Regions from separate parts of the Homo sapiens genome. Here regions 1 and 3 are each linked to region 2. Evidence: chromatin loops called from intact Hi-C (ENCODE). Cell type or tissue: OCI-LY7. All regions are shown on one strand.

Evidence for each region. Peaks named below come from ENCODE experiments on the same cell type or tissue, not always from the same donor. Only the 100,000 strongest peaks of a DNase experiment are listed, where the experiment ranks them.
Region 1: a loop joins it to region 2, with 15 times the contacts of the local background. A loop is called at or near these places in 1 of 110 quality-filtered maps.
Region 3: a loop joins it to region 2, with 11 times the contacts of the local background. A loop is called at or near these places in 1 of 110 quality-filtered maps.

What each region holds. Positions count from the first base shown.
Region 1 is chr2:132,272,158-132,280,157 of GRCh38, reverse strand. It overlaps LOC105373622 (a long non-coding RNA gene), which reads right to left. Exons shown (of 3, transcript XR_923341.3): 2 at 4,023-4,114; 3 at 3,259-3,582. It also overlaps the pseudogene RNA28SP. Among named protein-coding and RNA genes, the nearest start is that of MIR663B, 19 kb to the right of the region's middle. In OCI-LY7, no CTCF peak of the experiment used is centred here; a DNase peak (open chromatin) is centred at 3,367; H3K27ac peaks cover 1,842 bases.
Region 2 is chr2:132,143,516-132,151,515 of GRCh38, reverse strand. ANKRD30BL (ankyrin repeat domain 30B like) reads left to right here. Exons shown (of 6, transcript NM_001358416.1): 5 at 540-604; 6 at 3,288-3,925. The coding sequence ends at 3,385. Among named protein-coding and RNA genes, the nearest start is that of ANKRD30BL, 14 kb to the left of the region's middle. In OCI-LY7, a CTCF peak has its summit at 4,514 (motif pointing right); DNase peaks (open chromatin) are centred at 3,675 and 4,535; H3K4me3 peaks cover 585 bases; H3K27ac peaks cover 2,283 bases.
Region 3 is chr2:131,797,884-131,805,883 of GRCh38, reverse strand. It overlaps the pseudogene CDRT15P3. Among named protein-coding and RNA genes, the nearest start is that of LINC03124, 120 kb to the right of the region's middle. In OCI-LY7, CTCF peaks have their summits at 3,571 and 3,776; a DNase peak (open chromatin) is centred at 3,923.

The sequences.
Region 1 (8,000 bases), 130 kb before region 2:
TCATTCCCCCACCTCCCCCGCAGCCCCATCTGTCTCCTGTCCCCCCCTCCGTGGAGGTGGCGGGCCGCGGGCTGGTCCCCGCCACAGGGGCCACGGTTCCATGCAGCACCTCCGCCGGTGCTTAGCAGCCGACTTATAGAACTGTGTGCACCAGGGGAATCCAACTGTTTAAACAAAGCATCGCGAAGGCCCTCGGGGGGTGTTGCAAAGTGATTTCTGCCCAGTGCTCTGAATGTCAAAATGAAGAAATTCAATGAAGTATGGGTAAATGGCGGAAGTAACTATGGCTCTCTTAAGGTAGCCAAATGCCTCGTCATCTAACTAGTGACGTGCGTGAATGGATGAATGAGATTCCCACTGTCCCTACCTACTTACTATCCAGTGAAACCACAGCCAAGGGAATGGGGTTGGTGGAATCAGTGGGGAAAGAAGAACCTGTTGAGCTTGACTGTAGTCTGGCATGGTGAAGAGACATGAGAGGTGTAGAATAAGTGGGAGGTCCCCAGTGCCCCCCTATCCCCGTGAGGGGGTGGGGTGGGGTCCTGTGGGCTGCCCATGGAATACTACTACTCTGATCGTTTTTTCACTGACCTGGTGAGGCAGGGGGTGAGCCCCTAGGGGCCCTCCCTTCTGGCGCCAAGTGCCCAGCTGCACGCCGGCCGGGTGTTGACCCGTCCCGAGGACAGTGCCAGGTGGGGAGTTTGGGATAGTACACCTGTCAAACGGTAATGCAGGTGTCCTAAGGAGAGCTCAGGGAGGACAGAAACCTCTTGTGGAGCAGAAGGGCAAAAGCTCGCTTGATCGTGATTTTCAGTGCGAATACAGACTGAAAGCTGGGCTTTGACGATCATTCTGACGTTTTTAAGCAGGAGGTATCAGAAGTTACCACAGGGGATAACTGGTTCGTTGCGGCCAAGCATTCATAGGGATGTTTTTTGATCCTGTAATGTTGGTTCTTCCTATCATTGTGAAGTAGAATTCACCAAGCATTGGATTGTTCACCCACTAATAGGGCATGTGAGCTGGATTTAGATCGTAGTGAGACAGGTTAGTTTTACCCTCCGTGATGTGTGTTGTTGCAATGGTAATCCTGCTCAGCATGAGAGGAATGGCAAGTTCAGACATGTGCTTGGTTGAGGAGCCAATGGGGTGAAGCTACGGTCTGTTGGATTGTGACTGAACGCCTCTAAGTCAGAATCCTGCCCAGGCGGAAGGATACAGCAGCACCGTGGAGCCTTGGTTGGCCTTGGCTGGCCTTGGCTGGCCTTGGCTAGCCGGTTCCCCACCCCCGCTGGTGGGCTGCCTCACCCTTGGTGGGGTGTGCCCCACCATGTGCTAGGACTGGGTCCGGTGCAGAGTGCCCTTCCTCCTGGGAAGGGTGTGGCTGGAAAGGTGGCCTCCTTGCCCGTCATGCAACACACGTTCGTGGGGAACCTGGTGCTAAACCATTTGTAGACGACCTGCTTCTGGGTCAGAATTTGGCCACACATGGCCAACCTCCACTTGTGGCTGCTCCTCGGTCGGGCCTCTGGGGTCGACCAGCTGCTGCCTGAGGGTGTGAAACAGCTGGCAGCTAGCCATGTCCCAGGTCGACCGGCAGGCCCTCTGGACCGAGAGGTGTGCAGGGGTGCCTGTTGGGATGAGCCGGATCTGGAGCGTCCGCATCTCAGTCGGAACCTCCAGGGTCGATCAGCTGCTGCCAGCGAGCTCCGGACTTAGCCGGCGGCTTCCTGTGTCCCAGATTGACCAGCAGGCGGCCAGTGGCGGTCCCACTGGATGGTGCAGCGCACCCATGTGAGGGCACCTATCCCCGTTCACGCGCGGGTGGCCCTCACCAGCCTCAGCCTTTGGTGGAGCTGGGACCACGTGGAACTCCCTCTCCTACATTTTTTTCAGGCCCACTTTGTTTGCTTCCGCCGTACTTTTCAGAGGGAGTCACTGTTGCTGTCAGTCAGTAATACTTCCTCCTTTGGTTTTTTTGGTTTTGTCTTGTGTGTGTTTTTTTTTTTTCCTTTCTTTCTTTCCTTTTTCTGGGGATGGAGTCTCGCTCTGACGCCCAGGCTGAAGCTGGAGCTGGAGTGCAGTGGTGCCTTCTCTTCTCACTGCTGCCGCTGCCTCTGCCTCCAGGGTTCAAGCGAACAGCAATTTTTGTATTTTGAGTAAAGATGGAATTTCACCATATTGGCCAGGCTGGTCTCGAACTCTTGACCTTCCACCCGCCTCGGCCTCCCAAATAGTGCTGGGAGTAGTACAGGCGTGAGCCACCAAGCTCGGCCAATTCCTTTTTTTCTTCAATCTTATTTTCTGCACGCTGTTGTGTATAAACATACATTTATATATATATATACACACACACATACACACATACATACATACACACACATAAATATGTAGTGATAAAACTATATAGATATTTCCATAATTAATACTTGTTTATATTATAAATGTTAATTTTAATGTATGAATATGTATTAAATGAAAACCCATTTCATTTACATATACATGTGTATGTATATCCTTCCTTCCTTCCTTCCTTCCTTCTTTCATTTATTATTTTTTATTTTCGCTTATTTTCTTTCCTTTTTGGGCCTGCCTGGTCTTCTCACTCTGGGCCCTGGTGACAGCCTCCCAAGTAGCTGGGACTACAGGGATCTCTTAAGCCCGGGAGGCAGAGGCTAACGTGGGCTGTGATCGCGCACCTCCACTCCAGCTTACGTGAGGTGGGGTGAGGTGGGGTGAGGAGGAGTGGGGTGGGGTGGGGAGAAAACAATTGATTGTGATCTTAATTACCTTTTAGCTTTATTCATACCCTCTTATTTGCTTGTTTATTGTCATGGGTTATTCTATGTCATTGTCATGTTCATCATTTGCTTGCTTGCTTGCTTATTTCCTTCCTTCCTTCCTTCCTTCCTTCCTTCCTTCCTTCCTTCCTTCCTTCTTTCCTTCTTTCCTTCCTTACTGGCAGGGTCTTCCTCTGTCTCTGTCGCCCAGGATCACCCCAGCCTCAACGCTTTGGACCGACCAAGCAGTTGTCCTGCCTCTGATCTCTCCCATCCCCATTACTTGGGACTACAGGCATGCACCACAACACCGGTTGACTTTTATGTTGTTTCTCATGTTTTCCGTAGGTAGGTAGGTATGTAGGTATGTATGTATGTATATATGTGAGTGAGATGGGGTTCGGGGTTCTATCATCTTGCCCAGGCTGGTCTCTATCTCCTGTTCTCAAGCAATCCACCTGCCTGCCTCAGCCGCCCACACTGCTGCTATTACAGGCGTGAGACACTGCACCTGGCTCATTCTATATTTGCCTGCCTGCCTGCCTGTCTATCAATCATCTTGTTTTTAGTACGGATGCACTCTCGCTTTGTTTTCCATGCTCTGTCACACATAATCTATTTTTAAACTTCTATGATTATTATTATTGCAGGTGTCATCTCACATGTCGAGGTGATGTCAAACTTTAAGGCTCCAGCGATCCTCCCACATCGGCCTCCCAGAGTGCTGTGATGACACTCTTGGGCACAGTATGCTCTGGTCATATTTCTCATGTGTCGGTTCTTTCCGTTTTTAGTATAGGGACTGGAAAGGAAATTTTGAAACGCATCTCACCAATCTGCCTTTTCTTTCTTTCTTTCTTTCTTTTTTTTCTTTAGACGGAGTTTCACTCTTGACGCCCAGGGTGGAGTACAATGGCACGATCTCAGCTCACTGCAACCTCCGCCTCCCAGGTTCAAGTGATTCTCCAGCCTCAGCCTTCCCAAGTAGCTGGAATGACAACAATGTGCCATCATGCCTGGCTAATTTTTCTATTTTTAGTACAGATGGGGTTTCTCCATCTTGGTCAGGCTGGTCTTGAACTTCTGACCATTGGAGAATTTTAACTTTCTTGGTGGTTGTTTTTCTTTTTTTTTCTTTTCTTTTCTTTTTTTTCTTTCCTTCTCCTCCCCCCCACCCCCACCCCCAGCCTCCCAGGTCCTCCTCCTCCTCCTTTTTCATTTCCTTCAGCTGGGCTCTCTTACTTGTATTGCTCGGTTGCTCACGCTGGTCTCAAACTCCTGGCCTTGACACTTCTCCTGTCACATCCACTGTCTGGTTGTTGAAATGAGCATCTCTTGTAAAATGGAAAAGATGAAAAAAATAAAGAGAGAAAAAGCACGGAGTGAACGTTTCTCTTGCCGTCTCCCAGGGTGTACCTTGGACCCAAAAAGACAGCGGGAGCTTGGCTGAGTGGGTTTTCAGGGCTAAATCCTCCTGAGGGCCTCCTTCCCTCTCCCCCTTGTCCTCGCTTCTCCCCCAGCCAAGGCTCCCACCACGGCCATGGCATTTTCCATAGGAGAGGTATGGGAGAGGACTGACGCGGCTTCCAGATCTATATCCTTCCAGACGTCTCTGCCTCAGCGTCCCCCACTGGCCACCTGCCACCTTTCAGGGAGCTCTGAGGCGGAAGCCCCCATCACGTCCCGCTACCCTCCCACAGCTGGCCTTTGCCAGGCAACGGCAGGGGAAGCGCGTTGACGCTGCTTTCGAATCCTCCGGCAAAGACTTCCACCAGATGCCCCGCGTGGGCCGGATGGGATGAGACTGGACCACCCCGGACCGTGCTGTTCTTGGGGGTGGGTTGAGGTACAGGGTGAGCTGGCAGCCCCAGCATTGTAAAGGGTGCGCAGGTATGGAAATGTCACATAGGATGCCCTCCTTCCCATCAGGCTGACTTCAGCTTCCTCAGGCCTGAAGACAACTTCACATCAGAACCTCTTTTCTTCCCTTTCTCCACCACACACATGAGACGCATGAGAGGGAGAAACAGCTCAATAGATACTGCTGACCTTCATTTGTGGAATCCTCAGTCATCTACAGACAGACAGGTGACTAGACAAGGACCCAAATCAAACACCATTTCCAGGTCCTCATGGTGGGATTGGTCTCTCTCTCTCTCTCTCCTACACACACACACACACACACACACACACACACACACACACACACAATTTCCACATCTAGTTCACAAACCACACTCACTCACTCTTTTCACAGTACGCAGGCTGAGTAAAACCCACCCCACCCTCCACCCGTCGGCTGACGAAACCCCTTCTCTACAATTTATTAAAAAGATTATCTGGGCTGGGCACTGTAGCTCATGCCTGTCATTCCAGCACTTTGGGAGGCCGAGGCGGGTGGATCACTTGAGGCCAGGAGTTCAAGACCAGGCTGGCCAACATGGCAAAACCCCGTCTCTCTGAAAAATAAAACAATTAGCCAGGCCTGGTGGCGTGGGCTTGTAATCCCAACTGCTCAGGAGACTGGGATGGGCGAGTTGCTCCAACCAGGGAGGCTGAGGTTGCAATGAGCTGAGATCATGCCAGGGCAATCCAGCCTGGATGACAGAGCGAGACCCTGTCCCAATAGAATCTTAATATCATTATAAGATGAGTTGCGTGTGGTGATGGCCGCCTGTAGTCACAGCTACTCGGGAGGTTGAGATAAGGAGAAGATCACTTGTGGTCCCACAGGTCGAGGCTTCAGTAAGCCGTGACCCACTGTATCCTGGGCCATCACCAGTCAAGGAGATATGCCCCCTCCCCGTTTTCTTTTTTTCTCTTCCCTTCTCTTTTCTTTTTTTTTCTTCTCTTTTCTTCTTTCTTTCTTTCTTTCTTTGTTTTTCTTCTTTCTTTCTCTCTTTCTTCTTTCTTTCTTTCTTTCTTTCTTTCTTTCTTTCTTTCTTTCTTTCCTTCTTTCCTTCTTTCCTTCTTTCTTCTTTCCTGCCTTACTGCCGTTCTGCTTTTCTTCTTTCCTCACTTCCTCCCTTCCTTCTTTCCTCCTGCCTTGGCCTGCCAAATTGCTGGGATGACTGGCGTGAGGCACCGTGCCTGCTTGGCCTAAAGAGACACCCTTTGAAAGTAAGACACAGAGAGCGACTTCCAGTGATCTGATTGACTGATTTAGACACAACATCTCACTCTGTCACCCCGGCAGTGGTGCCATCGTAACTCACTCACTGCAGCGTGGACGTTCCTGGACTCCAGGGATCCTTCCACCTCAGCCTCCAGAGTACAGTACCTGGAACAACAGGCATGCGCCACTGTGCCCAGACCATTTTTATTTTATTTTATTTTCCTGAGACAGAGTTTCTCTCTCGTTGCCTAGACTGCAGTGCAGTGGCGCGATCTTGGCTCACCGCAACCTCAGCCTCCCGGGTTCAAGCGATTCTCCTGCATCAGCCTCCCGAGTAGCTGGGATTGCAGGCATGCGCCACCACGTCTGGCTGATTTTGTATTTTTAGTGGAGACCGGGCTTCTCCATGTTGGTCAGGCTGGTCTCTAACTCCCGACCTCAGATGATTCGCCCTCCCCGGCCTCCCGAAGTGCTGGGATGGCAGGCGTGAGCCACTGCGCCCGGCCTTCATTTTTAAATGTTTTTCCACAGACAGGGTCTCATCATTTTGTTGCAACCCTCCTGACCCGGCGTCTCAAAGTGCTGGCGTGACGGGCGTGAGCCACTACGCCTGGACTCCAGAGAATGATTCACGACCACTACCGCTGTACTGATTCGTTCTTTCTTATTTATTGATGAATTATTTTCTTATTTATATTTGTTTATTTATTTTCAGACCGAGTCTTGCTCTGGGCGAGGCGAGGAGGGGCGTCGCTTTGGAAGCCACGGCACCGCCTTGTAAAGCCCCATTCATAAGCACAAAGCCCTATTCCCTTCCTGGAGTTGGAGCTGATGCCTTCCATAGCCTTGGGCTTCTCTCCATTCAGAAGCTTTGACAGGGGCAACCCCACCCAGAGGCTGGCTGAGGCTGAGGATTACGGGGTGTGATGGGGCTGGAAAGTGGGTCCCCTATTTTTGATAGCTCAGCCAAGACATCCCCCGACCCCCATCGCTTGCTCACCCTTTGAGATCCCCCGCCTCCACCGCCTTGGAGGCTCACCTGTTACTTTAATTTCTGTCTTTCTCCCTTTCTTGCGTTTGAGGAGGGGGTGCAGGAATGAGGGTGTGTGTGGGAAGGGGGTGAGGGGTGGGGACGGAGGGGAGCGTCCTAAGGGTCGATTTAGTGTCATGCCTCTTTCACCGCCACTACCGAAGATGAAAGCAACAATCAGCTAAATACCGCGTGTTCTCATCTACAAGTGGGAACTTATAGATGAGAGTTCTTGCATGGGCAGAACGAGGGGGACCAGAGACGCGGGAGCCTACTTGAGGGAGGAGTGGAAGGAGAGACAGCTTCAGGGAAAAACAAAACACGAAAACTGTCGGACACAGCGCTGAGTATCCGCGTGATGAAATCATCTGCACACTGAACCCCCCCGTCAGAAGTTTACTTATGTAACAATCTTGCACATGTATGCTTGGACAAGAAATAAAAGTTGGGGGGAGGGGGGGAGGAGGGGAGAGAGAGAGAGAGAAGTAAAATGAAACACCACCTCCTTGACCTGAGTCAGGGGGTTTCTGGCCTTTCGGGGGAAAGTTCAGCGACAATGCAATATTTGGGTCTGTTTTGTTTTTTTTTTTCTTCTTTTCTTTTTTTTGGACTGAGTCTCTCTCGCTCTGTCACCCAGGCTGCAGTGCAGTGGCGCTCTCTCGACTCACTGAAACCACTGCTTCCTGGGTTCCAGTGATTCTTCTTCAGTAGCTGGGATTACGGGCGCACACCACCACAGCCGGCTAATATTTCTATTTTTAGTAGAGACGGGGTTTCTCCATGTTGGCCACACTGGTATCATACCCTTGACCTCAAGTGACCCGCCCTCCTGGGCCTCCCAAAGTGCTGGGACGACAGGCCTGAACCACCGGGATTTCAGCCTTTAAAAGCACGGGCCCTGCCACCTTTCCCTGTGGCCCTTACACTCAGAATGACGTGTCCTCCCTGCCATAGGTTGACTCCTTGAGTCCCCTATGCCATTGCACTCTAGCCTGGGCAGCAAGAGCGAAACTCCGTCCCCCCACCTTCCCGCGCAAAAAATAAATAAATAAATAAATAAAATCTCTAGGTGTGT
Region 2 (8,000 bases):
TTGCCTCACAAGCATGAGCCACTGCACCAGGCCAATATATTGGGTTTTATTGGGAATTTTAAATTGTTTCAGCAATAAGGTTCAAGAACAAATTTTTTTTGCTTCATTTTTTATTTTAAGCATTTTTAAAATGTTATCTTGTTAAATCTTTATAATAACCTAGTGAAATAAGGCCCTAAAATCCTCATTTTTAGAAGACATTGAGTCTAAGAGAAGCAACTTGTTCAAGAAAAAATACCTGTTGGTAGCCATGCTAGGACTTATTCCGAGTTAAGGACATTTTCCACATGTCAAGCTACCTCTAGTTAATTTACTGAGTTATACTGCCCTCACTTCATGAGTGTTTTATCTTTCTTTCTTCTTTAATTAGAAGCTTAATAAGTTCATAGAGCTTACAAACTTAAAGTCTATGGAAAAAGTAATGTTCTGATGTTAGCTCTAATATTGTCTGAAATACCCTAAGAATGTAATAAATTTGGTAAATATTTTTTATATCAATGTTAAAATAGTGATTTTATTTATTTCATTTTTATACATAGCGTTCATCAACAACTTTTGGAATATAAACAAAAGATATCTAAAAATTCTCAAAATAGTAATCCAGGTAAGACCTCTGATAGTAAACTACTCTTGGTGGTGCTACCATAAGATTATAGGAGTGTTAATCACAAAAGAGCTATTAGAAAAGCAATGTGTAAGTAGCATGTGTTTACATATAGACCTATATGTGTTTTTTTATATACAAAGCTTTGATTTAATTTTTTAGTTTATAATTCAGAATTCATTAAGAATTTAGTTGTAGGTAGTTTATAATCTCAAAAATATTATCTGAAAAAATGTTTGTTTAATTGTGGTCCCTAATATCCTATATAATACTTTTGTATAAATAAGTAAAACAATTTTTAAGTTTATCTATTTTATGTTTCCTCAACTGTCATAAAAATTTATGCTTGTTATAAAATGTATAATCCTTGGTGTGATTGATGAGCTCAGTAATAGGGGATTATCAGCTTATCCAATTTAATGAATTAATATATTTATAAATAAATTTTATTACAAATTATAAAATAGCTTAGGTGCCTTGAATTACAAGCCACAAATAATAGAACATCTAATAATGAAAAGTAGGAATTAATAACAGAAAACTGCAACATTTGAATATTATAACCTATAAAGAAACACAGTTAAATAAACTGTTAAATAAACAAATATTTGTTTGTTTATTAAACATAAACATATAAAATGTTTATTTGTTAATTTAACAAATAAATTATTTATTTGTTTGTTTCTTTATTGTAGAGACATGGTCTCCTTATGTTGCCCAGGCTGGTCTTGAACTTCTGGGCTTTATTTAATTTTTGTAATAAATGATTTGCATTCAGAAAATTAGAATTAATTACAGTCGAGTATTGAGCAACATGAGAGTTAGGGTGCTGATCCCCCCATGCAGCTGAAAATCTGCTTTATAGGAAAATCTGTTTCTTTTGACTCCTCCAAAACTCTACTAACATTCTACTGTTGACCTGGAGCCTGAAAAAAGTTGAAAGCATAAGCAGTCAATTAACCCATAGTTTCTATTTTATATGTACTATATACTGTATTCTTAGAATAAAGTGAGCTGGAGAAAAGAAACTTATAAAGAGGAAGAAATATATTCACTATTTATTAGATGGAAGTGAATTATTATACATAAAGGACTTCATTCTCATTGCCTTTATGTTGAGTAGGCTGATAAGGAGGAGGCAGAGGTGAGATTTGTCTTAGTATCTTGCAGTGGCAAAGGAAAAGAAAAATCTGTCTATTAGTGGGCTCCTAGAGTGAAAACCCTTATTCAAAGATCAACTGTGTGGCATAGTGACTTTTGTCACTAAAAAAGTAACTATCTTTAGAATTTGGATCTCAATAATACTTTTCTTGCACCCTAAATGAATGTCAATAAGAATTAACATAACTTAGTGAGGGTGCATCAGTACCAGTAGGAGATTATTTTTCAAAGATACCTACTGAGTGCAGAAGTCAGAAAAGCAATTCTTTGTTGAGAAGTACAGGTTATGTTACATAGTCTTGTACCAACAAGGTCTCACTATTATCAACTTCATTCCCTCTAAGTTGAAACCAAATAAGATATGTTTACTTCATTAGAACAAGATGTGTTGTTCTATCTGCTGAATAATTAGTGTGTTGATAGTAATTTTGTTACAACAAGTTACTCTGTTCCTACTAGCCAAAATATTATCATTATAAATATAAAACTAGCTCAACTCTAGGCTCAACGAATTATAATAAAAGTGGAAAAAATTTTCACAATAACAAAAGTGCTACTGTGATACCTAAATGTGACACAATACATTGTACAATATGAACTGTATGAGCACATCTTTAATTTATTACATATTTATCAAAGGACTTCTATAAGTTAGATTTTGCAAGTTGCAGGAGACCAACATGGAATACACATAGTCTGGGTCTTTAAGGTGCTCATAATACAATAGAGCTGTCTCTATTGAATTTCTTCATTTTTCCAACAGAATTTCCTAACTATGTTTTCTATTTGTTTATCCACTTGTCCACTTAACAAATAACTGTCAGGTATCATTAAGGTACTAAGCATCTTTCTTGCTATTATCATTGTCATTTTTTATTATTTACTAGTTTATTAAGGTACTTAGCATTTTTCTTGTTATTATCATCTTTTTTATTATTTACTACTTTATTTAGTGCTTACTCTGTGCGAGAACCCCTTTGGGAGCTTATAATTATCACTTATTATGTCATTACCATATTCAGTATGTGTCAGACATTTTATATCCAACGTGAAGAATTAAAGCTTTAAAAAGTTTGGTAGTGTCCAGGAGCGGTGGCTCACTCCTGTAATCCTAGCACTTTGGAAGGCCAAAGCGGGCGGATTGCTTGAGCACAGGAGTTTGGGACCACCCTGACTAACATGGTGAAATCCCATCTCTACTAAATACAAAAAATTAGCTGGGCCTGGGTGGCATGCATATGTAATACCAGCTACATGGGAGGCTGAGGTAGGAGAATTTCATGAACCTAGGAGGCGGAGGTTGCAGTGATCTGCTGAGATCGTGCCACTGCACTCCAGCCTGGGCAACAGAGCGAGGCTCTTGTCTCAAAAAAAAAAAAAAAAAAAAAAAAAAAAAAAGGAGAAAACAAAAGTTTGGTAGTATTTAAGGAAAGCAAGCTGAATGAGTAGAAGTTTTCCAGGTAAAGAGTCAGAAGGATGATATTTAGCGAAGGAAAATTTAACCAGACTCTGTGTTTGGCAGAAGGAACATCTGAAGGAACACCTGATGAGGCTGCACCCTTGGCGGAAAGAACACCTGACACGGCTGAAAGCTTGGTGGAAAGAACACCTGATGAATAGGATACAGTGAATTCCTCTTCAAAGATTTTAGCCTGTAAACATCCTTTAAAATTCAAGAGGGGGAAGATTAAGTACAATGAGTTCTGAGTTCCTCATCAAAGAACAAATATGTCAGTATGTTCAGCTTCTCTGTTCTTTGTTCTCCGTTTTAAAGTTTAACTTCCTCGTTCGTTATGCCTCCTTGCCCCTAGTTTCATTAAACAGCCCCCTTCTAGCCTCTAACACCTGCTTTGTCTTTAGTCATTCTTAGTAACCTGCTCTGTCCTTAGTCATCCTTAGACACCTGCTCTGTAACTGTCTTTCCCGCTGAAACTACTCACCCTGCCACTCCAGCTCATACCCCTGCCCTCTTTAAATAGCCAATCTGAATTGGCTTAGAGTGTGCAGTCCAACCCTATCCAATAGGGAAAAGACACAACAGTAGGGACTAGCTGCGTTAGAAATAAGAACACTTTCCCCTCCCTTGTCCGGTGTGATCTTGCCATTGCTCCATCTGCAAGACCACTCTTCCATAGAAGTAAATTTGCCTTGCTGTAAAAACTTGTTGCTGGAGTGCTGACGGTTCTTTGCGGCGCTGAAAATTTATTTTCCACAAATTTAAGGGCCCACCCAGCATTCCCATTCTCCTCTAGGGGAGGGTCCAGTCCTCTCCCTTGAGGAGGCGCACCCCGCTGCCTCGTTGCAGTGGCCATAAAGGTAAGGAATCAAGACTCAACTGGTGCGATTAATAAACCCGGGCTCTCAGCAACGTGGAAAGAAACAGGCCAGCAACTTTGGGGAAAGGATCTTCACATACCGTGGCGACCAGGTAACTGTGCACAGACCGAGGTAAGAAATGTCGCAGGGGTGACAAAGTATTTCCTTGGTGGTCGGGATATTCTGGAGGTTGAAAGTGTGTGTGAATGATCACAAGCACTACTGCTTGTGGTGCTGTTTGTGTGGATGATACTAAGCATTATTGCTGTGAGGAGTGAGTGGGTCCTATCTGCGGTTTTTTATTTGAATAAAAACCTTTGAAGAGGAATTTACTGTATCCTCATAGGGCTCAGGGCAGATCTTGCTGTGGAGTTTATACCATGATGCCAATGCTAAGAGGGACCTAAAATTCCTGGGAGGGAAGCAGCCAGAGTGGATGAAGCGAAAGAAGGATGCAAGGAGCCTCCAGCAGGTGGCGATAAAGGATAGGGAAGAAATCTCTAGCATGCGGGATTGAGCCTAACCAGGACCTAACATGGGAAAAGCCCCAAGTAAGATAGGGAGCAAAAAAGAAGAGGATAGTAACAAAGACATGCCCCCTGATAGTCCCCTGGGTCTCATGTTAAAATATTGGAAGAATAATGAGAGGACTAAACATAAGAAAAAGCATTAGAGGATAAAATATTGCTGTTTCATTTGGACCCAAGGTCCCATTTTCAAACCCTCAATCTTCTGGCCAAAGTTTGGGTCGATTGAGGATGTAATATGTCAACTTCTAATTCAATATGTTAATGATAAAAATCTGGTTTCTCAAGAAGAACTAGACTATGCTCTTTGTTGGAGACAGGGACCTGTCTTTATTCCCATAAAGACAACTAGGGAAGAACCCGATCCAGTATCTCAAATTGAAAAGTCAGACGAGCTGACTCCCACACCTAAAGCCAGCACATGGGATCCCCTATACCATTTTGCCCTGCTCAGTGCCTCTGACCCTTCCCCTCGGGCAGCTGCTGCCACCCCAGATCCCACCCCAGATCCTTCTCCTGCTCACGCTGTTACTCCTCCTTACAACTCTAATTCTTGGATGTCATCATCCCATGAGCCTGTCCCCTGTCAGCCTAAATACCTCTCCCTAAAGGGACTCCAGCATGAGGTACAGCAATGTAAAAAGGACGTTCAGAACTTCCCTTTTCCCTCCACACCTAAGGAGTCAGCCCCAGCTCTCTTCCCCTTAAAAGACATGTCACAAGGAGGAGGAGCCATTGTATTTGTGAATGCTCCCTTGACCAGTTCAGAAGTCTGAAGTTTGAAAAAGGAAATTAAGCCATCGTTAGACGACACTTATGAGGTGGCAGATCAGGTTGATCAATTCTTGGGACCTCAGTTATACACTTTGGTCGAGTTTATGTCCATCCTAGGCATCCTTTTTTCGGAGGAGGAAAGAAGCATGATCTGATCCGTAGGGCTGCTATGGCAATTTGGGAATATGAACACCCTCCTTGTCAAAACGTTCCTACCACGGACCAAAAATTCCCTGCCCAAGATCCCCGGTGGGATAATAATAATGCAGCTCACCAAGAAAACATGCAAGACATAAGGGAAATGATAATGAAAGAAACTAGGGAATCAGTACCCCAAACTCAAAATCTCTCTAAAGCATTTGATATACAACAACAGGAGAGAGATGAGTGGACTATGAAATTTTTAGACAGACTAAAGGAGCAAATGAGAAAATATGCAGGCCTAAATTTGGAAAATCCCCTGGGACAGGGAATGTTAAAGCTCCATTTTGTCACTAAAAGTTGTCCAGATATTTCTTTTTATTTTTTTGAGATGGAGTCTCTCTCTGTCACACAGGCTGGAGTGCAATGGTGCGATCTTGATTCACTGCAAGCTCCGCCTCCCAGGTTAACTCCATTCTCCTGCCTTAGCCTCCCGAGTAGCTGGAACTACAGGTGCCCACCACCACGCCCAGCAAATTTTTTGTATTTTTAGTAGAGATGGGGTTTCTCCGTGTTAACCAGGATGGTCTCAGTCTCCTGACCTCGTGATCCACCCACCTCGGCCTCTCAAAGTGCTGGGATTACAGGCATGAGCCACTGCACCTGGCCAACATTGTCCAGATATTTCAAAAAAGTTACAAAAATTAGAAGATTGGGAAAACTGACCTCAAGTGAACTTCAGTGAGAAGTGAACCTCAAGTGAAATGACCTCAAGTGAACCTCAGAGAGACTCAAAAAGTATCTGTGAAGAGAGACGAAGAAAAGCAAAAACAAAAGACAAAACTTATGTTATTCACCTTCCAACAGATGGCTCCAAACCCATGTACCCCTAAACAAAGCTTCCAGTGGGCCAGAAACTATAAAGGTTCCAAACCCTCCTTTAAAGGACCCAAGCCTCCACTGGGAAGATCAAGGCTCTCGTCTACCAGGCCATCTAAATAGCATGGGGGAGTAAAATCAAAGAATCCCAGAACTGAGAGTGGGGAAGGGCAAGGTAGGCACTACAAATGTGGAAGAACAGGCCACTTCAAGAGAGAATGTCCCAAATTAGAAAAGGAAAAAGAAGCCCTTCCACTCATGGCTTTTGAGGAAAATAATGGTGTCAGGGGTTCTGTCTCTTTTATCTTGAGTCCCACCAGGAGCCCTTGATAAGTCTAGAAGTGAGACCTAAGCATGAGTTTATAATCTTTTTAGTCAATTCAGGAGTGGCTCGATCCTCTGTTTGTTTCCCCCCCATCTAATATTGCCTGCTCTTCAGAGGAACTTTTGGTTTGTGGGGTAAAGGGAGAAGGATTTAAAGCAAAAATTTTAGAAAACACAGAAGTCAGATACCAGGCTCAATCAGCTCATATTCAGTTTTTGTTAATCCCTAAAGCAGGGACTAATTTACTAGGCAGGGATTTAATGTTGAAGTTAGGCATAGGCCTGCGACTCAGCCCAAGAGGATTCCTCACCTCATTAAAGCTACTTACCACTGCAGATGAAAAATATATTAATCCTAATGTCTGATCCAAAGAAGGAAACTGAGGGAAACTCTGAGTCCCTCTAAGCACATCAAGCTAAAAAACCCCAGGGAAGTAGTAAGGAGGAAACAATACCCCATTCCCCTAGAGGGCAGGATAGGGTTGAAACCTATAATTGAAGGTCTTATTAAAGATGGGCTTCTTGGGCCCTCTATGTCCCCTTATAACAGCCCAATATTGCCAGCCAAGAAATTAGATGGGTCATATCGGCTGGTACAGGACCTTAGGGCTATTAACCAAATAGTCCAAACTACCCACCCCATTGTCCTCAATCCTTACACCATTCTCAGCAAGATTCCATATAATAATCAATGGTTTACTGTAATAGATTTGAAGGATGCTTTTTGGGTATGTCTCCTGGCTGAAGATAGGCCAGATATATTTGCTTTTGAGTGGGTGGATCCCCATTCAGGGTAGAAACAACAATATCAATGGATAGTCTTACACCAAGGGTTCCCAAACTCCCCTAACCTTTTCAGTCAAATTTTAGAACAAGTATTAGAAAAAGTTATCATCCCAAACAAATATGCCTGCTCCAATACGTTGATGATATTCTTATATCTGGTGAAGATATAGAGAAGGTAGCTGGCTTCTCTACACATATTCTCAACCATCTGCAGTTCGAGGGGTTATGAGTCTCAAAGGGAAAGCTTCAGTATGTAGAACCTGAAATTAAATATTTAGACCACTTGATAAGTGCAGAGAAGTGAAGAATAGGGCCTGAATGAGTTGAGGGAATCGTGTCCCTACCCTTGCCTCAAACTTAAACAAGAACTCAGGAAATTTTTAGGATTAGTTGGATACTGCTGCTTATGGATTAACTCACATGCACTAAACAGTAAAATTCTATATCCAAAACTTGCCCAGGGGAATACTGACCATTTCCTGTGGACT
Region 3 (8,000 bases), 350 kb after region 2:
CAACACATAAAAATGTTAGACAAGCCTGGCATGGCGGTGCACACCTGTAGTCCCAGCTACTTAGGAGGCTGAGGTGGCAGGAACACTTGAGCCCAGGAGTTTGAAGTTATAGTTAGCTGTGACTGTGCCACTCCACCCCAACCTGGGGGACAGAGTGAGGCCTCACCACTAATAAAAATTAAAGAAAATTAGAAAAAAGTTAGACAATTAACCAAGTGGAATTACCCTACAAATACAAATTTAAAAATCAATCAGTGTAATACACCATATTAATAGAATAAAGGAAAAGACCATGAGGATTTCAATGGACATCTGACAATGTCTGACACTCATTCCTGATGAGTCTTCCAGAAATCTAGCAATAGAAATAACTTCCTGAACCTCCTAAAGGACATCCATGAAAATTTAATAAATTCCACTAGGGTATATTGAAAGGCATATTGATACTTCCAACTTTATGGTTTTAAAAATTAACAATGAAATAAGAACTAATAACAGTAATCTATCCATCTGGAAAACATTAAACACCTTTCTAACAATATTTCCTTTGATGTGATAAAGGTAAAAATCCAAATTTAATAATAGGAGTGCTTTTGAGAAGACTGAAATTTGATGTTCCTAATTTTTCTGACTTATTAGCAATTAGAATCTAATTATCAATAATGCCAAGAAGACAGGAGTATTCTCCAATGACATTAGAATGTATAACATAAAGATTTATAGTTCGGCATAATGTATAACACAAAGATTCATTGTTTGGCATAACAGCATTTCATATTTGAATCATTTAATAACATTTTCATCATTGCGTATTCTCCTGGAAATAACACACAATACAGACTTCAAAAAACCAGAGCTTTTGCTGGGGATATGTGCTCCTTCCAAAGGCAATTGATTGTGTGCAATATTCTGAGAATTAATTCCTCCAAAGGTAAAGTGTGGCTCTCTGGGCTTCTGGTAATATCCTGAAAATTCACATATTCAAAAAGTCTTTTCCACTACAAACCACCATAAATGCTGGACAACAGAATATCTGCTCAACTGCCCAAATTATACTTTGGGGCTTTTGTACACAGTTTTTGCACAGAAATATTTAAGTGAATATAAATTAATTGAAATGTTTTCCAGGTGGATATTGAGGGAGAAACAGAAAAATCCAAGACAATCCCCTGTGGAAGAAAATTCTCCAACCCAAATCTCAACCGAACTCACAGCGCTGAACAGCGCATCAATTAAGACCTGTCAAATATAATCACACTATCTAATAGTTTTAAATATGCAAAATAAAGAGCACCAAAGTCAATGTAATTCAGAAATAACAGCAACAAAACCAGAGCACCCCGATGCAATTAGGCCACAAGGAATTCCAAAGTAGTGTATTAGGTATAGAAAATATATATGTAATTAGAAATGTTTACAGAGATTAGAGAGATTTTTTAAAAAAAGATTTGGCCTCTAAGACAGTTAACAATTCCAGTAAAGAAGAAAAGAGAAATTCAATGTTTGATATACATACATAAAAATAAATTTCAGGAAAATGAAAAGTCCATGTGATGACAGAATCCAAATTATATAAAAGATAGAAATCTCAATATTTGTTTTTACACATTTTAAGGAAAAAACAACCCCGAAAGCATAAAATGCAGAAAATAATGTTAATAATTCTTGAGTTTTCAAGTCCCTCTCACTGACTTTGGCACTTAGAGAACAGCCAGCACAGGCTCAGGATCACCTAATGGTCATTTCTGCCAAGGAGACCAAACTCATGAAAATGGAGCAGAAAGCTATGCGCACAAGATGGATGGATGCTCCTCTCCCAGAGACCAGCAGGTTCAGGTGTAGAGGGAGTGGGCCAGGGAGGGGCTGTGAGCACCAACCTGGGAGGGGTGGCTAGACTTCCATAGGACCCTCCTGTCCGCAGGTTTAAAATTAGGCACATAGACCAATGGAACAGAAGAGAGAACCCAGAAATTAACCCAAATACTTACAGCCAACTGATCTTCGACAAAGTAAACAAAAACATAAAGTGGGGAAAGGGCACCCTTTTCAACACACGATGTTGGGATAATTGGCGAGCCACATGTAGGGGAATAAAACTGGATTCTCATCTCTCACCTTATACAAAAATCTACTCAAGATGGATTAAGAACTTAAACCTAATTCCTGAACTATAAAAATTCTAGAAGATAACACTGCATAAACCCTTCTAGACATTGGCATAGGCAAGGATTTCATGACCAAGAACCCAAATGCAAATGCAATAAAAACAAAGATAAATAGCTGGGACTCATTTAAACTAAAGAGCGAGCTTTTGCATTGCAAAGGGAACAGTCAGCAGAGTAAATAGGCAACCCACAGAGTGGGACCCCTGACCCTGACCCCGACCCCTAACCACTGACCCTGACCCCTAACCCCTGACCCTAACCCCTAACCCTTAACCCTAACTGCTAACCCTAACCCCAACCCTCACCCTAACCCAACCCTAACCCCTAATCCCTAACCCCTAACCTCTCTTAACCCCAAACTCTAAACGTTGACTCCTAACCCCTAACTCTGACCCCAACCCCTATCTCCAACCCCTAACCCTAAACTTAACCCCTAACCCTAACACCAACCTTAACCCTAGGTTCGTTACTACGTTTGTATTGACTATGTCAATGCTGATTATTATGATCGCTGTCTTAGGACTGCACGGCAGCGAGGGGATTGCGGATCTTATATTAATATTTTTGTATTGAGGCAGTGCATTAGCATTACAGGTGCTTGTTACATGAGCAATGGGGGTGTCATGTCTGCATTAGGAATGCTGCATTTGTCTTCCTAGGCTGCGGTGTGTATCTCGCACTGCGGCCGCCTCGCCTTGGCTGGGGAGAACTTCGGTGGGCAGGATTCAGAGGGGCTTTTGGTTTCCCGTTTTCCACACTGAACCCTTCTAACTGGTCTCTGACCCTGATTATTCAGGGCTGCAAACAGGAAGGATTTTATTCACCGTCGATGCGGCCCCGAGTTGTCCCAAAGCGAGGCAGTGCCCCCCAAGGTCTGTGCTGAGGAGAACCCTGCTCTGCCTTCGCGGTGTCCCCGGAGTCTGTGCTGAGCAGAACGCAGCTCCGCCCTCGCGGTGCCCCCGACCCGCCCAGGTCTGTGCTGAGAAGAACATTGCTCCGCCTTCACTGTATCTCCAAAGTCTGTGCTGAGGAGAACGCAGCTCCGCCCTCGCAAAGGCCCCCCAGCGCCGGCGCAGGCGCGGAGAGGCGCACCCGAACCCGAATCCTAACCCTAACGCCGTCCTAACAGCCCTGGGGAGACCTTAGGGAACAAGCATTAAACTGACACTCGAGTCTGTAGCCGGCTGTGCCAAAAGACTTGAGGTTGGGGTGATATGGGAGCAGGGGTCGGGGAAGAAAGCGTTCTGGTTTTAGACCCACAGGAAGATCTGTGAAGCGCTCTTGGGTAGAGCACATGTTGCCGGGCGTGCCCTTGAAAACAGCCTAAGAAGAGGGGGCGTCTGGAAGGAACGGCAACGCCACGGGAGGGTGTCCAGCCTTCCCGCTTCAACACCTGGACACATTCCGGAAAGTTTCCTAAGAAAGCCAGAAAAATAATAAAAAATAATAATCCAGAGGCCAGGGGGCGCTAATGGGGCTTTACTGGGACTATCTGGCTTAATCCTCCAAACAACCCTGCCACAGCAGCCCATCAGTCCTCTGAGACAGGTGAGGAACCTGAGGTCGCAGGAGGACACCCAGAAGGTCCAGGCAGAGCCCCCTAGGCCCCCACACCTCCCCCCGTGGCAGCTCCAACCCCAGCTTTTTCACTAGTAAGGCACTCCAGCTGCAGGTCCACGCCCGCTCCCCCAAGCGGGGAAGGCGCTTCGCGCTGCCGCCGGCTGGGGACTGGGCACCGCCCTCCCGCGGCTCCGGAGCCGGCTGCCACCAGGGGGCGCGCCCGCGGTGTCCGGGAGCCTGGCGGCGCGTCTGCAGCTGCCAGTGCACCTGCTCCTGCTCTCACCGCTGTCTCTGCCAGGACCCCGACGCCCAGCCGGACCCTGCCCTCCAGCGGGGCTGCGGCTCCACGGCCTGCGACAGCAGCCCCACCCCGCATTCGGCGCGCTCCCGGGGGCAGAGGTCGCGGTGTCCTCAGGCTGTGGCGCCGGCCTGCAACCCCCACGCCGGGCTCGGGCCCCCCGGCGGAGGAGGGCGATGCTCCCTGGGTAGGGCGACCTGTCACCTGGGCTGGGAGGGCGGCTTAGGGGCGGAAGCGGCGGTCCAGGGCCGCCTGGTGCAGCAGCCTGTCTCAGCCGCGGTCCCTCCAGTCCCTCCCTGGCGGCTGCGGAGCCGTCCGAGGACAGGGGCCATAAACTCTCCAGAGCGGGAAGCCGCACGCTGGTGGCCCGGCCCCGCGCACAGACCTGGCGGCAGCTGGCACCTGACCCGCTGCATGGGTCTCCAGGGAGCTCGCTGCCCACCCGGCGCTGCAGCCTCGGCTCCCTCGTACGCGCTCTGGTAGGTGCTAGGGACGACCCTATGGGCCAGCTTGCCATGCCAAGTCCCCAGGCCGCACCCACCGTGGCTCCGTGGGCTAGGGGACTGGCTCCTCCTGTGGGTCGTGGGGCTGGGAGGCAGGGACTTTAGGGGAGAGGGAGGGACCGAGGGCAGCCCCTGCTGTGTGCGCAGCGAGGTCGTGCACAGGCCTCTGTTGCAGAGCGTGCAGCTTCAGCTGGCACTGGATTGCAGGTGGAGATGACTGTGTGTGCGCACACCTGGGGGTGAAGAGGACGCAGCCTGTCTACCTGACCCATGAAATGGAGGAGACTGTACCCCAGAAGCAGCGGGTTCACTGCTCCATTGATTAAGCAAGTCTGGGACACACATGTAGCTAAGCTGTGACTTCTGTGCCAGCGGTCCCAACACCCACGCCTTCAGGAAGACACATGTGTGAGGGGTTGCATGTTTGTCAGGCCTGAGAGTGGAGAGCAGGGGCCAGAGACACTAGGTAGGGGGAACCCACCCTAGGGCTCTGAGGGACGACGATGTGGGAAGCTGGTGGCAGAGACTGAGCTGGCCCAATGTTGCAGGGTGGGGACAGAATAGAGGTCCACCACACCCTAGGTGGACAGCTGAACCTGAGTAGACATCAGGCCCCAGATCGACATCTGGCCCCAGGTAGATTCCTAGGCCCAAGGTGAATACTCAGTCTCCAGCCCTAGGGGAATTCAGTCTTAGTTGATTAAGGACTGGTGTTCCTCTGGGGCCTCATGTCTACCTGGGCCCTGGGAGTGCATATGGAGCCAGATGTCTATAAAGGGCCTGAGTGTCCACTAGGGCCTGAGGTTCACCAGGAGCATAGACATCCACCTAGGACCTCGTGTCCACCTAAAACCTGGTGTTCACCTGGGACCTGGGTGACAACCTGGGATCTGATGTTCACCTGAGGCCCAGAGTTCAGCTGGTGCCTATGTCAGCCTGGCACCTGATGCACACAAGAGGACTAGGTGCCCACCTGAGGACTGGTGTTCATGGGGAATTGGTGTTCAGCAGTGGCTTGATGACCAACTGGGTCCTGGTGTCCTCCTGGCACCTGGTGTCCACCTGGGACTGCATGCTTACCTAGGGCCTGGTGTTCCCCTGGGGCCTGGTGTGCCCCTGAGACCTGGGGTCCACCTGGGCCTAGTATCCACTTGGGGCCTCATATCCATCTGGAACATCATGTCCACCTGGGGCCTTGTAGTTACCTAGGGACTGGGTGTCCTTCTGGCACTTGAGTGTCCTCCTGGGGCCTGGGGTTCTCCTGGGGCCTGGGTGTACATCTCTGGCCTGATGTCCACCTTGGGATGGATGTCCCCCTGGGGACAGATGTTCACTTGTGGCCTGAGTGTCCATTTCGTGTCTAATGTCTACCTGGGGCCTGGTGTTTGTCTGAGGCCTTATATCCACCTGGGGCCTGGGCATCCATTTGAGGCCTGATGTCTACCTAAGACCCAGTGTTTAATTGGGGCACAGACTTCTTCCTGGAGCCCAACATTCATCTAGAGCCTGAAGTTCACCTATGCCTGTTGTCTACCTGAGGCCTATGTGTCAACCTAGGGCCTGATGACCACCCTGAGTTCAGTGTTCACCTGGGGCCTGACATCTTCCTGGAGTCTGGATGTCCACATAGGGCCTGATGTTGGCTTGGGACCAAAGTATTTACCTAGGGCCTGGGTGTCTACTTACAGCCTGACTTCTACATGGTTCATTGTGTCAACCTGGGACCTGATGTCCACATAGGGCCTAGGTAAGCTCCTTATGACTAAAGTCCACATGGGGGCTGAAACCATCTCAGACTTTGTGTTAACCTAGGGCTTGGTGTCCACCTGAGGCCTGCCTGGGACCTGGTGACCCCCTGGGGTCAAGGTATCCATCCACCTTGGGCCTGATGACCAATTGGGACTTAAGGATCTACCTAGAGACTGGTGTCAACCTGGAACCTGATGTCCACTTGGGGTCTGGTGTACACCTTGGGCCTGATGCCCACCTGGGCACGGGTGTACACTTTGGGCCTAGTGTGCACCTGAAGCCTGGGGGTCAACCTGGGTCTTGATGCGCACCTTTAGTCAAGTGTTTAACTGGGGCCTGATGAAATACTGGAGCCTGATTTACAGCTGTGTACTGGGTCTCCTCCACCTGGGGCCTGATGTCCACCTGCAGCCAGATATCCACCTGGCATCAGATGTCTACGAGGAATCTGGGTGTCCACCTTGAAAATGATGTATTCCAAGAGACTAGGCATGCACATTGGGCCTGGGGTCCACCTGGGTCCTGATGTCTACCTGAGGCTGGTATTGAACTGGGGCCTGTGTGTTCACTTGGAGCCTGATGTCCATTTGGAAACTGGTGTTCACCTAGGACATGGGTATCCACCTGGATCCTGATTTTCAGGTGGGGAGTGGCTATAGACCTGGGAACTGATGGCCACCTATGCTATAAGTAACCCACCCCACCTGGGGCCTGGTGTTCACCTGCGGCCTGATATCCACCTGGTACCTGTGTGTCAATCTAGTGCCTGGTGTCCACTTGAGGACTAGGCAGACACCTGGGGCCTGGTGTTCATCTTGCACCCAGTGTCCACCTGGACCCTGTGTATCAACCTGTGGCCTAGGTGGCCACTGTAGCTTTATGTGCACCTGGGGCCTGAGAGTTTCCTAGGATCTGATGACCACTGGGGCCCAGGTATCCACCTGGGATATCAGGCTTCAAGTGTACGCCCAGGCTCCACATGGACACCAGGCCAGGAGAACGCCAGCCCTTATCTGAACATCAGGTCCTAGATGGATGCCCAGGCCCCATATGTACATCAGGCCCCGGGTATACACTGGACTCCAGGTGGACACCAGCACTCAGTTGGATACACACACTCAAGGTGGACACCAGGCCCCACGTGAATTCCTACACTCCAGGTAAACATCAGGTCCTAAGTGGATACCTGGACCCCAGGTGGATACCAGTCTCTAAATTAATACCAGGCCTCAGATGGTCCTTAGGAGCCATGTGTGCATTAGTCATCAGGAAGTTACCTAGGCCCAAAGTGGACATCAGGCCCCATGTTGACACAAGAGCTAGTTGGAAGTCAGGCCCCAGGTGGACACCCAGGCCCTAGGTAAATACTTAGGTCCCAAGTTGATGGCAGGCCCTATGTGAACACTCAGAACTCAGGTGGACATGAGGCCTCAGGTGGACATCTGAGTTCATCTGGAACCTCGTGTTACAGGCCCCATGTAAACACCAGGCCTTAGGTGGATACCCAATCTCTAGGTGGACATCAGAGCTCAGATTGACACAAAGACCCCAGTAGACATAATGTACCAATGAATATCCAGGCCCCTTGTTAATACCCCGGCCCCAAATTGACACCAGGGTCTATGTGGACACACAGGCCCCAGTTAGAAAACAGGCCCAAGGTGGACACTGGACTGGACATCAGGTCCTAGGTTGACAACCATGCTTCAAGTTGACACCAGACCC